4 separate regions of the Homo sapiens genome follow, and regions 1, 3 and 4 are each linked to region 2. A link is a contact called in ENCODE Hi-C or POLR2A ChIA-PET data. All regions are on one chromosome and are shown on one strand. The core of a region is the stretch at or near the end of the contact, and the rest is flanking DNA. Distances in the headings are between cores, read along the strand shown.

Region 1 (2,942 bases), core at 428-2,927, 4.5 Mb after region 2:
ATTTTTAGTAGAGACAGGTTTTCACCATATTGGCCAGGCTGGTCTCAAACTCCTGACCTTGTGATCCACCCGCCTCCGCCTCCCAAAGTGCTGGGATTACAGGCCTGAGCCAGCACACCCAGTCTAAATATACTTTTAATACCCAGTAAACATTTTTAAGAGAGGCTGCGTCCCTGTTTCACAGAAGAGGAAACTAAGAAACAAGTAACTGAGGAAAGATCACTTGAGTTGATCCATTTTTCTATTGCTGCCTACCAAGAGAAGCAAACTGTATCTCAACATATCATCTCCTCCTCAAGTAGGACAGCTGGTCCTGAAATTTACACTAAGTTTACATGAACTACAAACATCTAGACGCTACTGACATTTAGTGGGTAGAGATCAAGGATGCTGCCAAACATACTGCAATGCACAGGACACCTCCCCTCCCCCATAACAAAGAATTATCCCATTCAAAATGTCAATAGTGCTGAGGTTGACAAACCCTCAGTCTAAATGAAGCAAAGTAATTGCAATTTTAAGTTAAATCATTTTTCGTAATTTAGATTCTAAAAGTACTTCAAAAAAGAACAGCATTTCAACAGAGTAATTGTTGCAAATAATCCAATAATTGAAGTTTAAAGAACGCATCATTAAATGATAATCACTTTAGGCTAATTACACACTTTATTCAACTAGAGGCCCACTATATTCCTACTACACACAATATAACAAATCCAAAAGCCCTCAAGCCAGGGCATGCTTAAATTAGATATAAGGAGAAGAGGATCACGTGAGACCTCATTTCCAATTCGAGGGCCTTTAAAATTTTAAACGAGATGAAAGTTTTGAAACTGAGAAATGACAACATTTGACTTTTGTTGCAAAAAGCTAGCTATGTTGACACAGACTGCAGGAGAGAGCTCAGTTGAGAGCCGACTGCAACAGCCGGCAGATGACTGAAGCTCGAACCAGGGTAGTAAAGGGGAAGATGGTGAGAACTGGTAAGATTCTGGACATATTTCGAAGGTGAAGACGGCAGGATTTTCCTCTGGGCTGGTCGTAGGTGTGAATAAACGAAAGATGTCAAGGTTGAACAGTAAACATTAATAGCAAACACCCAACCAAGCACCCTAGCCCCTCCGCCTTTTTTCTTTTCTTTTTTTTTACGAGGACGTTGGATCGGCCAGCAAGTGAGAAAAAAGGGCCCTAAATATTAACAGCAACCACCCACCCAGGCACCCTAGCCCCTCCGCTTTTTTTTTTTTCTGTTTTTTTTTTTTTTTTTACGAGGACGTTGGATCTGCCAGCAAGTGAGAAAAAAGGACCCTCACCTTCACGTCGTGTTTCAGCTCCGGCGCCAGGCTGAGCACGAGGAGGTAGTGGGCATAGGCAGTGCCGAAGTCCTGGACGCCCAGACAGTGCTCTGCGCTCTGCAAGGACCGCGACACCAGCTCGTCCCGGCCGGCTGCCCCAGCGCCACCCCCGGCGTCTCGGCGGGACCTGGGCCGCGAGTTCGACATGGCAGTCACCACTTGTATGGCCAAAGGGAAGATATTTTGTAAACGTAATTAGAAAACTCTCTCGATGCTACACTTCCAGGGACCAGACAACTGCTCAAAAAACAGCACAGCAAAGTTACCCTCCGCCGCGGGTGAACTCGCCAACCCCAGCCCAGGCGGAAGCTCCGCCCCGTCCTGGCCCCGCGGGCGGCGCAGACCGTGACGCATACCCCACTATTGCGCACCTGGCCAGCGGCGCACGCTACGCGAACGTCAGCGCGCCCGACGTGGGCACGTCACTGCTGCCCATTCCCGCAGGAGCGACCACTGTGCGTGAGCATAGGAGAACGTCTGTGGCAGGACCTGTCCGGTCTTGCGCCCTTTTTTTTTCCCGGCTGAAAGCAGAGCTTTCTCTCCCTCTTGCACTCCGGGAGTGTGTGGCTTTCGACTGCAAGACCCTGTTGTACAGACCCAGGCAGCGCGAAGCGCCACCCGCTCATGAGGGACGGTCAAGCATTTGTGATGATGCTTAAGACATTTTGGATCGTGATGCACAAAATTTCAAGACCTGAAAGAACCTGGAGATAACAAAAGCATCTCAGACGTGGTAGAGGAAATGCTTTCACAGGCATTTCAAATCATTCTCACAAAACCTGGCTAGGTGGACCTTTGGATCACACTCGTCTTAATGATGGCAAACGTGGTATCTTGAGAAGTGACTTGCTGGAGGTCACACAACCAGCTAGTGGCATAGGCATGGTTCAAATCCAAGTTCTCTGACCACCTATCTGTTCAGTTATAAGATGAGCTTAGGGGTTATTTCACTGTTCGTGTCTTATCACTGTATAGTGTTTACATTAATACAAAGTTTTTCCACATTCAAGTGTGGCCTCTAAGATACAGATTCGAAACTCAAAGGGAGGGGAGCATAGTTATTACGGCTGAAAAGTTATTTTTGTCCCCATTTTCAAATTCATTAATGGATAATATCTTAAATCGAGCATTTTGCATATCACACTAATACATTTTGAGGGCTCCTCTAATTCTCAAAAACACGTCATGCATTTTTGCCTTCTCTTCTGATCCAATTATCTGAACTACCCTTTTTTCTGAGCACTCGCCTGTGTAAATCCTAATCCGTTTTTCAGGTTCCAGCTCACTACATTGTGAGCTATTCTTAATCACTTTTGTGACCTTTGCACCTAGCGGATTATGATGCAAAGTAAGGACTTTGATTTTTTCTTCTTTCTTTTCTTTCTTTTCTTTTTTTTCTTTTTTTTTTTTTTTTTTTTTTTTTTTTTTTTGAGACAGAGCCTCACTCTGTCGCCAGGCTGGAGTGCAGTGGTGCGATCTCGGCTCACTGCAACCTCTACCTCCCAAGTTCAAGCGATTCTCCTGCCTCAGCCTTCCGAGTAGCTGGGATTACAGGCATGCACCACCACGCCCGGGTAATTTTGTCTT
Region 2 (2,767 bases), core at 268-2,767:
GTAATATTCAATTTTTCAAGACCTAATATTAACAGAAAGAAGAAAATGTTATAGACAATTCAAAGTAATCTGTCAAGTTTTAAATTTACCAATATTTTTTTCTTGTCTACTTTGGAATAATCACTTCGCTGGTACTATTCAGCAATCTTCATTCGTCCTGTTAGTTTCTTAGCACAAAGATTAATTCCAAATTTCCTCCACTCCACCTCAAATCCACGATCCTTCTTAATACTTAATTCCTTCTTAATATTTTATTTTCTATATTACCTTTGTCTTCCACTGTGGCATTATTCCCAGTAAAGACAAACATCTGTGTACCTTCACCTCCTATTGGAAAAATCATTCCTGTCTCTAGCATGACTGATAGATTAATTACCTCAATTCTCTTTTATCTTCCGTATCTTCCTACGAGTCAACTTGGTCTTAAGTTCCCTTTTACTCAAGCTCCTGTCTCCTCTAAACTGCTCTTCTTAAGACTACCATAATCGACGTGTGAATATATTAGTGTAATCGTGTTTGTAACTTGGTAAAAAAACAAAACACTATTTAGCAAACTGAAGTAACAGAATTTTGTTCATTTTTCTACGGGACATTTTAAATGACCTATTTCTTTAAAGTTTTGTCTGTATTACAGGGCCTTAATGTCTAGTTTCACAACTATATTAACCAAGCCTGAAGCAGGCTACAGTTAGGCAATATTTTCCAATATAAAGACCTCTGATTAAATTCTTACTGTGAATCTTCGGAATTTGGCATGAAACAGAACAAGCATGATTGCACCTGTTCTTCCCTATTGTAAACCATCTTCGGTGTCAACATATACAATAAGTTTTGTGGTATTTCCACCTGGTTTTCTATTTTCAAAGTACCCTTGTATGACACAGGTATAAAAATATTTTGATTCTAATCTGCCATTTTCCTTACTCTCACACTTTTTTGGACGGCTTATAATTTTCGATATGGTACAAAGCTCACTAACTGGTTCTTTGCTAGAGGCCTGCTACTGATACTGATGGTCGCTAAATGCTAGGTACGCCGCCAGTATTGCTCTTACTTCAATACCGACATCGCAGGATAAAGGCAGTCACATTTAGGCGCGCAAGCGCAATTCTTGATTAATGAGCCAAGGCAGACTTCTCAATCCGAGTTTTGAGTTTTCCTTACTTTTCCCCCAAATGCTCTTTTCCTCGGATTTCACATCGATAGCACTTATTCGAGTTTTCACGAGTAACCTGACGCAGGCGGAACCGACGAAGACTAGCCGGCAAGAATCCTACAGTCGCAGCCATCTGCGCAGCGTCCGCCGGGGACGCTCCGCGCGGAAGACCGCCTGTGACTCGACACACTCTCCAGTGACGCGGCCGTCGCCGCACCTGCGCGGCGGGGCGGGAAGGAGACTCCCAGCGCCGGGGGGAAGGGAGTCTACGACTCGGGAGGGAGGTGGGGGAGCAGGGAGGGAGAGAGGGAACAAGGGAGAAGGAGAGAGGCGGACAGGCGGAGGGGCGGAGGGGCAGAGGGGCGGAGGGGCGGTCCTTCCGGAGGTTCTTAGGTCCTTCACTTCCTGTTTGCCGGCACTTCAAAATCCGGGTCAAAGGGTGTCGCTTCGGTCTCTTCTCCCCGGCTGATCCCAGCACTCTCCGTGACAGCGCCTCCTGACTCAGCCCAGGACCGGCTTCTTCTCACGACCTGCTGGAGACTGGACGCCCACACCTGACCCGGAACTCGGAGGCGTGCTTCCTCCACCCGCCGGCTAGCAGCCCCGGGCCCTGAGCTCCCGCCGACGCCGCTGGGGGGCCCGACAGGCCCCTCGGCGCTGATGCTGAGTGGGATCGAGGGCCCGGGGCGGCGGCGGAGTACGGGCCTCTGGCGCCTTAGGCCAGCCGCAGGTGTCGGTTCTTAGGCTCTCCAGGCTCGCTAGCTCCCGCCCCGGCTTGGATGGGTCTCCCTGCGCCATAAATGTGGCTGCTGAGGCGGCGGTGGCCGTGGCCCGTCGCGCTGCTGCTGCGGCGCTCCAAGTTCATCTCCGCCCCGGGGCTCTCCTGCCCCACCTCGGGGCTGCCGCCACCCGCTCCTTATCCCCTGGCCCTGGCCTTGCAGCGTGGCGACAATGGACAAGATCCTGGAGGGCCTTGTGAGTTCCTCGCATCCCCTGCCCCTCAAGCGGGTGATTGTGCGGAAGGTGGTGGAATCGGCGGAGCACTGGCTAGACGAGGCGCAGTGCGAGGCCATGTTTGACCTGACGACCCGGCTCATCCTGGAGGGCCAGGACCCTTTCCAGCGGCAGGTGGGGCACCAGGTGCTGGAGGCCTACGCACGATACCACCGGCCAGAGTTCGAGTCCTTCTTCAACAAGACCTTCGTGTTGGGCCTCCTTCATCAGGGCTACCACTCTCTGGACAGGAAGGATGTAGCCATCCTGGACTACATTCACAACGGCCTGAAGCTGATTATGAGCTGTCCGTCGGTGCTGGATCTCTTTAGCCTCCTGCAGGTAGAGGTGTTACGGATGGTGTGTGAGAGGCCGGAGCCGCAGCTCTGTGCCCGACTGAGCGACCTTCTGACCGACTTTGTGCAATGCATCCCCAAGGGGAAATTGTCCATCACGTTCTGTCAACAGCTGGTTCGAACGATAGGCCATTTCCAGTGCGTGTCCACCCAGGAAAGAGAGCTGCGGGAATATGTCTCCCAGGTGACAAAAGTGAGTAACTTGCTGCAGAACATCTGGAAGGCCGAGCCTGCCACACTACTGCCTTCCCTGCAAGAAGTT
Region 3 (2,700 bases), core at 97-2,596, 3.3 Mb after region 2:
TTTCATTCACTTCCATCATGTTTTAACAAAAAGATAAAAATAACTTCAAATATCCTCCTGAGCGCTTCCTACTATGAAATATTGTGCCTGTTCACCTCTATCCTTATTTGCTCCGGTTGCATGAGTTAGGTATTAAACCTGTCAATAAGCTTGGAAACTGACAAACAAGGTCAAAAAGACAAGCGAATTGAATAAATTCAATTAATGTTTATGAAAAGTAGTACAAGATTGTCTAAAGGTGTTGGGGGGGGCATAAAAAACTAATATTTCTAATGTTCCCACCAGTGCCCATCATCTCCTGTACAAAGCTCCCACTATTCAGAGATCTAAGTATGCTTTCAGTCCATCCACATTTCCTTGCCAAAACACACACTACACTACACTACACATAGTCTAACAGTCTGTATCTGTTAGACTGCTAGTATAGCAACTGAATCCCGGCAGCACACGGAAGTATGCTGTAATGAAGTGTCCTGTAATCAAAGAGTGCAACGTGTCAGTCGGCTTGGGAGTTTCTGGAGCACCAGCAACTACAGCAAATCATCACTCTCCAACATGTGGGCCATAAAATCTGAGTTGGGGGCGGAGGTGTCCCTTTTCTTGTTTTTCCTCCACTTTTTTTTTTAATGTGGGGGCGGGGAGGACTCGAAAGTAGACTCGATAATGAGGTCCACTCCAAGATAGATACGGAACTCTTAGCAACCTAGATTCCCTTGGGATAGGATGCTACTTTGAAGGCAAGAGGAGTAAGTTTCATTCTCTGTAACCTCACTTCTTGACACTCAGGATAGTCATTGTTTGTCTACGGAAAAGGCTACCTGCCCTCAAATTCCTTTGCCTCGTTCCTAATTACAAGTTCCCTCTGGGGTTGGTAAATTAGAAAATCAGCAAAAGGGCCAAAGGCTGGTCAGTGCCCCCTGAAATTGGCAAGCGCTTGCAATGAGGGTTGCCCCACCTTTCCAAGACTCACAAATTAGTTCTGAAGTGGGAGCCGCGGTGGAGCCGGCAGAGGTGCAGCACTTACCCCCATTCACCCCTATGGACGGCTCCAGTTTAGCTCCAGCGATCGCCAGCACTATTCCGACCATGAACCAGTCTTTCCTCATTCTCTCCAGCAGCCTCATATTTGTTAGGGTGGGTGGGTTTTGTTTATTTGTTTGGCTTTTTTTCTTTTCAAGCTCCGATCACCTAATCCTTGGAGCGTCTCCACACTTTCCTTGGTCCCTCCAGACATGCAGCAGAGCAAGTCAAATTGCCGATTGTAAAGTAAAGACCTGGGGGTTGCTCCGGCGGCTTTGAGGAGGGTTGGGAGTAGTAGTAGCCAGTGACAGGAAAGTCTCACTGAGCGCCGCCATCACTACCACGCGCCTCAGAATACACGCGCACAAACGCCCCCAGCGCCTCTGGCCGCGGGCTCGCAGGTGCAGATGCTTTGAAATGAAGAACTCGGACCAGGCCGACAACGTGGGCGATCCGGCAAGGGAGGCTGGCCGCCGGATGGGGCTGACAAGCGCACCGCTGTCGAGACCTGCGGAACCTTCTGAATGACGAGGGGTCGGGGAGAGCGTCGTAAGGCGCCACAGCCAGCAAGCCTCACTGACTGTCCTTTTCTAACAAACCTTTAGGCACAGCCACCCACCCTTCTGGAGCATATCTCCATGGAGAGCCTCTCTTTTGCTGTGCCATGACTCCGCGGGCAGGGCTGACGTGTGCTTGGGGCAAGGGATTTCTCCGTTGAAGCTGCGGCAGCGGGGTGCAAGTTTGGAGACGCGCTTCTTCGGGACATTACGGCGCTTCCACGACGCTAGCGCTGACGTATGCGCGGGGGGGAGGGGAGGCCACTCTGGATCTCCGAGTTCCCAGCCTGAGCTGCCGGAGTTAGAGGTGTCCGCGCGGGAAAGTGGCTCGCTGGTGGGCGGGGAGCCTTATCTCTGGCGGTGGGTTGAAAATCCGGCGCCGGGCAGATGCCCACGTTCGCTGGACCCCTGCTTGCCGGCGTCCGCTACAACCCAAGGAAGGTGGGCCCGACCTCGCCAGGTCGCTCGCCTGCGGGTGGGCATTTGGTCCGGATCCCCTTCCCTCTGCGGCCCACACCTGTCTCCGGGACTGGGGAGGGCTGCAGGGATCGGGGCAGATCTGCCTTTGCGGGCCGAGAGTGACAGCTGAAGTCTCCCCACCAACTAAGCTACTCGCGGGCGGAGTGGGGTCTGCGCTGGCAAGCCCCTGGGCGCGCGGGTGCCCGCTCTGGCTCGCCCCCAGGGCTGACCTACCCAAGCCACAGGAAAACTCTGGGAAGAGGGTCGCGGATTCCAACGCGGAAGTGGTGGGGGATTGAGTCTGAGAGGTTGGGGAGTCCTACCTTCCATTGCCACGAGTGCTAGTTCTATCTGCCAGTTTCTTCCTTGAAATGTCTTGTGGCAACCAGTGACATTGATGGTTTCATGAATGGACTTCCTACCGGTAGACCCTGCAAGAGCATGAACTCCACTGTATCATTCATCCAAATGAAGAAAGAAAGAAAATAGTATGTGATATTTTGAAATAACCTGGCATCTGCCACTTAAATGGTTAAAAATAGAACTTAAGGTTTGGAAGAGATTGTTTCGTGATGACAGACTTTAATTCTGAATTTATTCAAAGCTGGAAAGACACTCGTCGTGTCATTTCCTCTATTTAATTTAGCTTTATCTTGATGGCAAG
Region 4 (2,793 bases), core at 136-2,635, 4.2 Mb before region 2:
TAGATAAGGAAACTGAAACTGAGGCTTTAATGACTTCCAAGGAGCTTGTCTGCCAGAAGTTGTAATCAACTTGTGCCAGCTGATCTGTCCACACCCTCTATCCACAGGTGTTAGATATGTAACCTAGGTCTGAAAAATATTTAGAATATTCTTGTGATGAAAAGCTTGCAATTCCACAACACAGGGGAATCAGCAAAATCATGGGAAAACCAATAGAATACATTTCTAACTCATGAATCATTCAGAGAAAAATCCAGTCTTGGGTTTTCCCTCCCCCTCATCCCATTTCTATTCCTGATTAGTCATCATTTCCTGCCCAGCCTGTCTGAGATGTTTCTTCCATCCTTTCTTTTCCAGTAACAGTAACCTGGTGCGGGTCTACAGTATCTGTTATCTCAGCTGATTTCCTTTCTGCCTTTTCATGAACCAGAGACATGTGATTTCCAATTAAAGCACAGCCCTGACCATGTCTTTGCTCAGCTTACAAAACGTCAACGGCTCGCAGCTATCCACCGAATTAAGCCTACTATAATCCCCTTCCTTCCACACTACAACCTATCCACGCATCTGTCCTCTTACTCCTTAGCTTCCATCTTACATGACTAAGAGTTGTTTCCCCAAATACACCCTTATTTACTTTTTTCATTTATAACTCACCACCACCCCCTCCAAAGTTTCACGTGGGTAAATTCTAGACCTCCACGTCATAGGCCAACTCAAATGCCAATCCTTCTAATGAACCTTCTAGAGAGCCCGGGCCTGTTGTCATCTCTATAGCCAATCTTTGGCATCTTGTGGCAATAATCTCATTCTACCTTGTAGAGCTTTCTGGTCTGACTTCCCTTGCCACCTTCTGCTCCCTTTGCCTAAGTATAACACTTTTGAGGAAAAGAACGCTGTTTTAATCATCGTCGCCTCGCCCACAGGCGGTGCTTTATTGTGCTTAATATCGTTTAACGCATCACACACTGCCGAGGGGGTCGGAGGCGGACGCCTTTTGCTGTATCCACACAGACCCGCGCAGGCACACACGTAGGCCGTCTGCCACTCTGACAGACACGTGTCCCCTGGGCCACAGCCCTGGAACTGTCTCGGGATTCCCAGCCTGTGGGCGCTTCCATGCTGGCCAGCGGAAGGGGACGCTTTTTTCTTCAGAACAGCTCCAACGGATACCTCTTATTTTAGACCGCCTGCGGATTCTATCTATAAATCAGCCTAAGCCCCGCTTCCTTTTAAAACAGGATTACGCCGGGTCGAGGGAGCCTGGCGTGGCCGCGCAGTGGCCGGGTCCCGCGGATTCCCCTCCAGCTCCCGCTTGGTAGCGCCCGCTTTGTCAGCGCGCAGCGCTCGCCGGGCGCCCTGCAGGTCTCGCCAGGTCTCACAGCAGACGGTGCCGACGCAGCGGTGTTGCACCTCCCTCTCCGGCTCTGCTGCCCGGGATTTCCCCAGAACCTGCGCCGCGCGAGAAGGAGCCTGGGAGCATCCGCCCACACTGCCCGGACAGTCGGCTCGACTCGGTGCCCTCGGCCCCAGCCGGGCTCCGCTCCTCGGGCGCGCGAGGGGCCGTGGTGGCGGCGGCGCCCGGCATGTTTCATAGTCCGCGGCGGCTCTGCTCGGCCCTGCTGCAGAGGGACGCGCCCGGCCTGCGCCGCCTGCCCGCCCCAGGGCTGCGCCGCCCGTTGTCCCCGCCGGCTGCTGTTCCCAGGCCCGCATCCCCCCGGCTGCTGGCGGCGGCCTCGGCGGCCTCGGGCGCCGCGAGGTCGTGTTCCCGAACAGGTGAGTGCACCCCAGTTCCGGGCGGAGAACGCCACGGCCGCCAACGCGCGGCCGCCACCTGGAGACCGCGCGGAATGAATGAGAAGCCCGGGGCTGCCGGTCGTGGAGTCTGGCCTGAAAGTGGGTCCTTTACCGGAGCAACCTTCTGCGTTCCCTTTTTCCTCTTTCCCTGTTCCCCGACTTGCCTGGGGCTTGCATCAAAGCTAGTAAGAACTGGGAGACTGTATTCAGGTTCCCGCTTGACCCTTAGAGGCCATGCTTTCAGAATTTCTTGTTCTTGACCGTTAAATTTCCCCCTTCCGAGGCCGCGAGTTACTATGTTGGTTACATTTTTTATTGCACGACTTAACGGAAATTTTTATGGAAAAAAAAATCTAAATGATGCTTATTTGCTTATATAGCTTTCATGGTCTAGATATTAAGTTTTTTTTTTAAGTCGTGATAATAACACATTGATTCGTTTTACGTTGTTTTTTTTTTTTTTTTTTTTTTTTTTTTTTGAGATGGAGTCTCACTGTGTCACCCAGGCTGGAGTCCAGTGGCACGATATCGGCTTACCGCAACCTCCCGCTCCCGGGTTCAAGCGATTCTCCTGCCTCAGCCTCCCGAGTAGCTGGGATTACAGGCGCCAGTCACCACGCCTAGCTAACTTTTGTATATTTAGTAGAGACGGGGGTTTCACCATTTTGGCCAGGCTGGTCTTGAACTCCTGACCTCGTGATCCACCCGCCTCAGCCTCCCAGAGTGCTGGGATCACAGGCGTGAGCCACCGCGCTCGGCCATTTTACGTTTCTTTGGATTTTTTTTTTTTGGAGGCTTCCACTCTTTATAGTTAACATCATTTTTTGTCCTGTGTATCTAAGATCTTGTAAAAGTGAGGCCTTAGTTTCACCAAGAGCTGTTTTCATACATCATAATAACTACCCTGAGTTTTCCTTTTTTGCTACCTCTGTTTCTGCCTGGGCACACATTACCATGGCCACAAATTACATACAAATTAATTATACTTTAAAAATT

What was found. Hi-C counts contacts between places; a loop is a spot of excess contacts on that map. ChIA-PET counts read pairs that join two places held with the same protein, here RNA polymerase II (POLR2A). Pooled maps may share reads with other maps.
Region 1: a map of B cell shows a loop between it and region 2 (10-fold over the local background). The contact joins the promoter of PRMT9 here to the promoter of USP38-DT in region 2. A Hi-C loop is called at or near these places in 2 of 168 maps with a recorded cell type or tissue (B cell and naive thymus-derived CD4-positive, alpha-beta T cell), 1 of 37 single-sample maps with no recorded cell type and 6 of 50 pooled maps.
Region 3: a loop to region 2 is called in a map of naive thymus-derived CD4-positive, alpha-beta T cell, with 6 times the contacts of the local background. The contact joins the promoter of SLC10A7 here to the promoter of USP38-DT in region 2. A Hi-C loop is called at or near these places in 2 of 168 maps with a recorded cell type or tissue (both naive thymus-derived CD4-positive, alpha-beta T cell) and 11 of 50 pooled maps. POLR2A ChIA-PET finds 5 or more read pairs at or near these places in 1 of 52 experiments (GM12878).
Region 4: a loop to region 2 is called in a pooled map, with 13 times the contacts of the local background. The contact joins the promoter of NOCT here to the promoter of USP38-DT in region 2. A Hi-C loop is called at or near these places in 8 of 50 pooled maps.

The regions. Positions count from the first base shown.
Region 1 is chr4:147,682,486-147,685,427 of GRCh38, forward strand. It overlaps PRMT9 (protein arginine methyltransferase 9), which reads right to left and starts at 1,678. Exons shown (of 12, transcript NM_138364.4): 1 at 1,314-1,678. The coding sequence starts at 1,502.
Region 2 is chr4:143,183,344-143,186,110 of GRCh38, forward strand. USP38-DT (USP38 divergent transcript) reads right to left here and starts at 1,518. Exons shown (of 4, transcript NR_185979.1): 1 at 1,165-1,518. It overlaps USP38 (ubiquitin specific peptidase 38), which reads left to right and starts at 1,574. Exons shown (of 10, transcript NM_032557.6): 1 at 1,574-2,767. The coding sequence starts at 2,108. RefSeq lists enhancers at 624-1,509, 1,510-2,394 and silencers at 1,446-1,495, 1,716-1,965.
Region 3 is chr4:146,520,594-146,523,293 of GRCh38, forward strand. SLC10A7 (solute carrier family 10 member 7) reads right to left here and starts at 1,347. Exons shown (of 12, transcript NM_001029998.6): 1 at 1,025-1,347. The coding sequence starts at 1,124. RefSeq lists enhancers at 475-704, 1,145-1,214, 1,435-1,514, 1,525-1,944, 2,115-2,194.
Region 4 is chr4:139,014,396-139,017,188 of GRCh38, forward strand. NOCT (nocturnin) reads left to right here and starts at 1,386. Exons shown (of 3, transcript NM_012118.4): 1 at 1,386-1,776. The coding sequence starts at 1,587. RefSeq lists enhancers at 1-945, 82-1,003, 1,036-1,385 and a silencer at 1,526-1,825.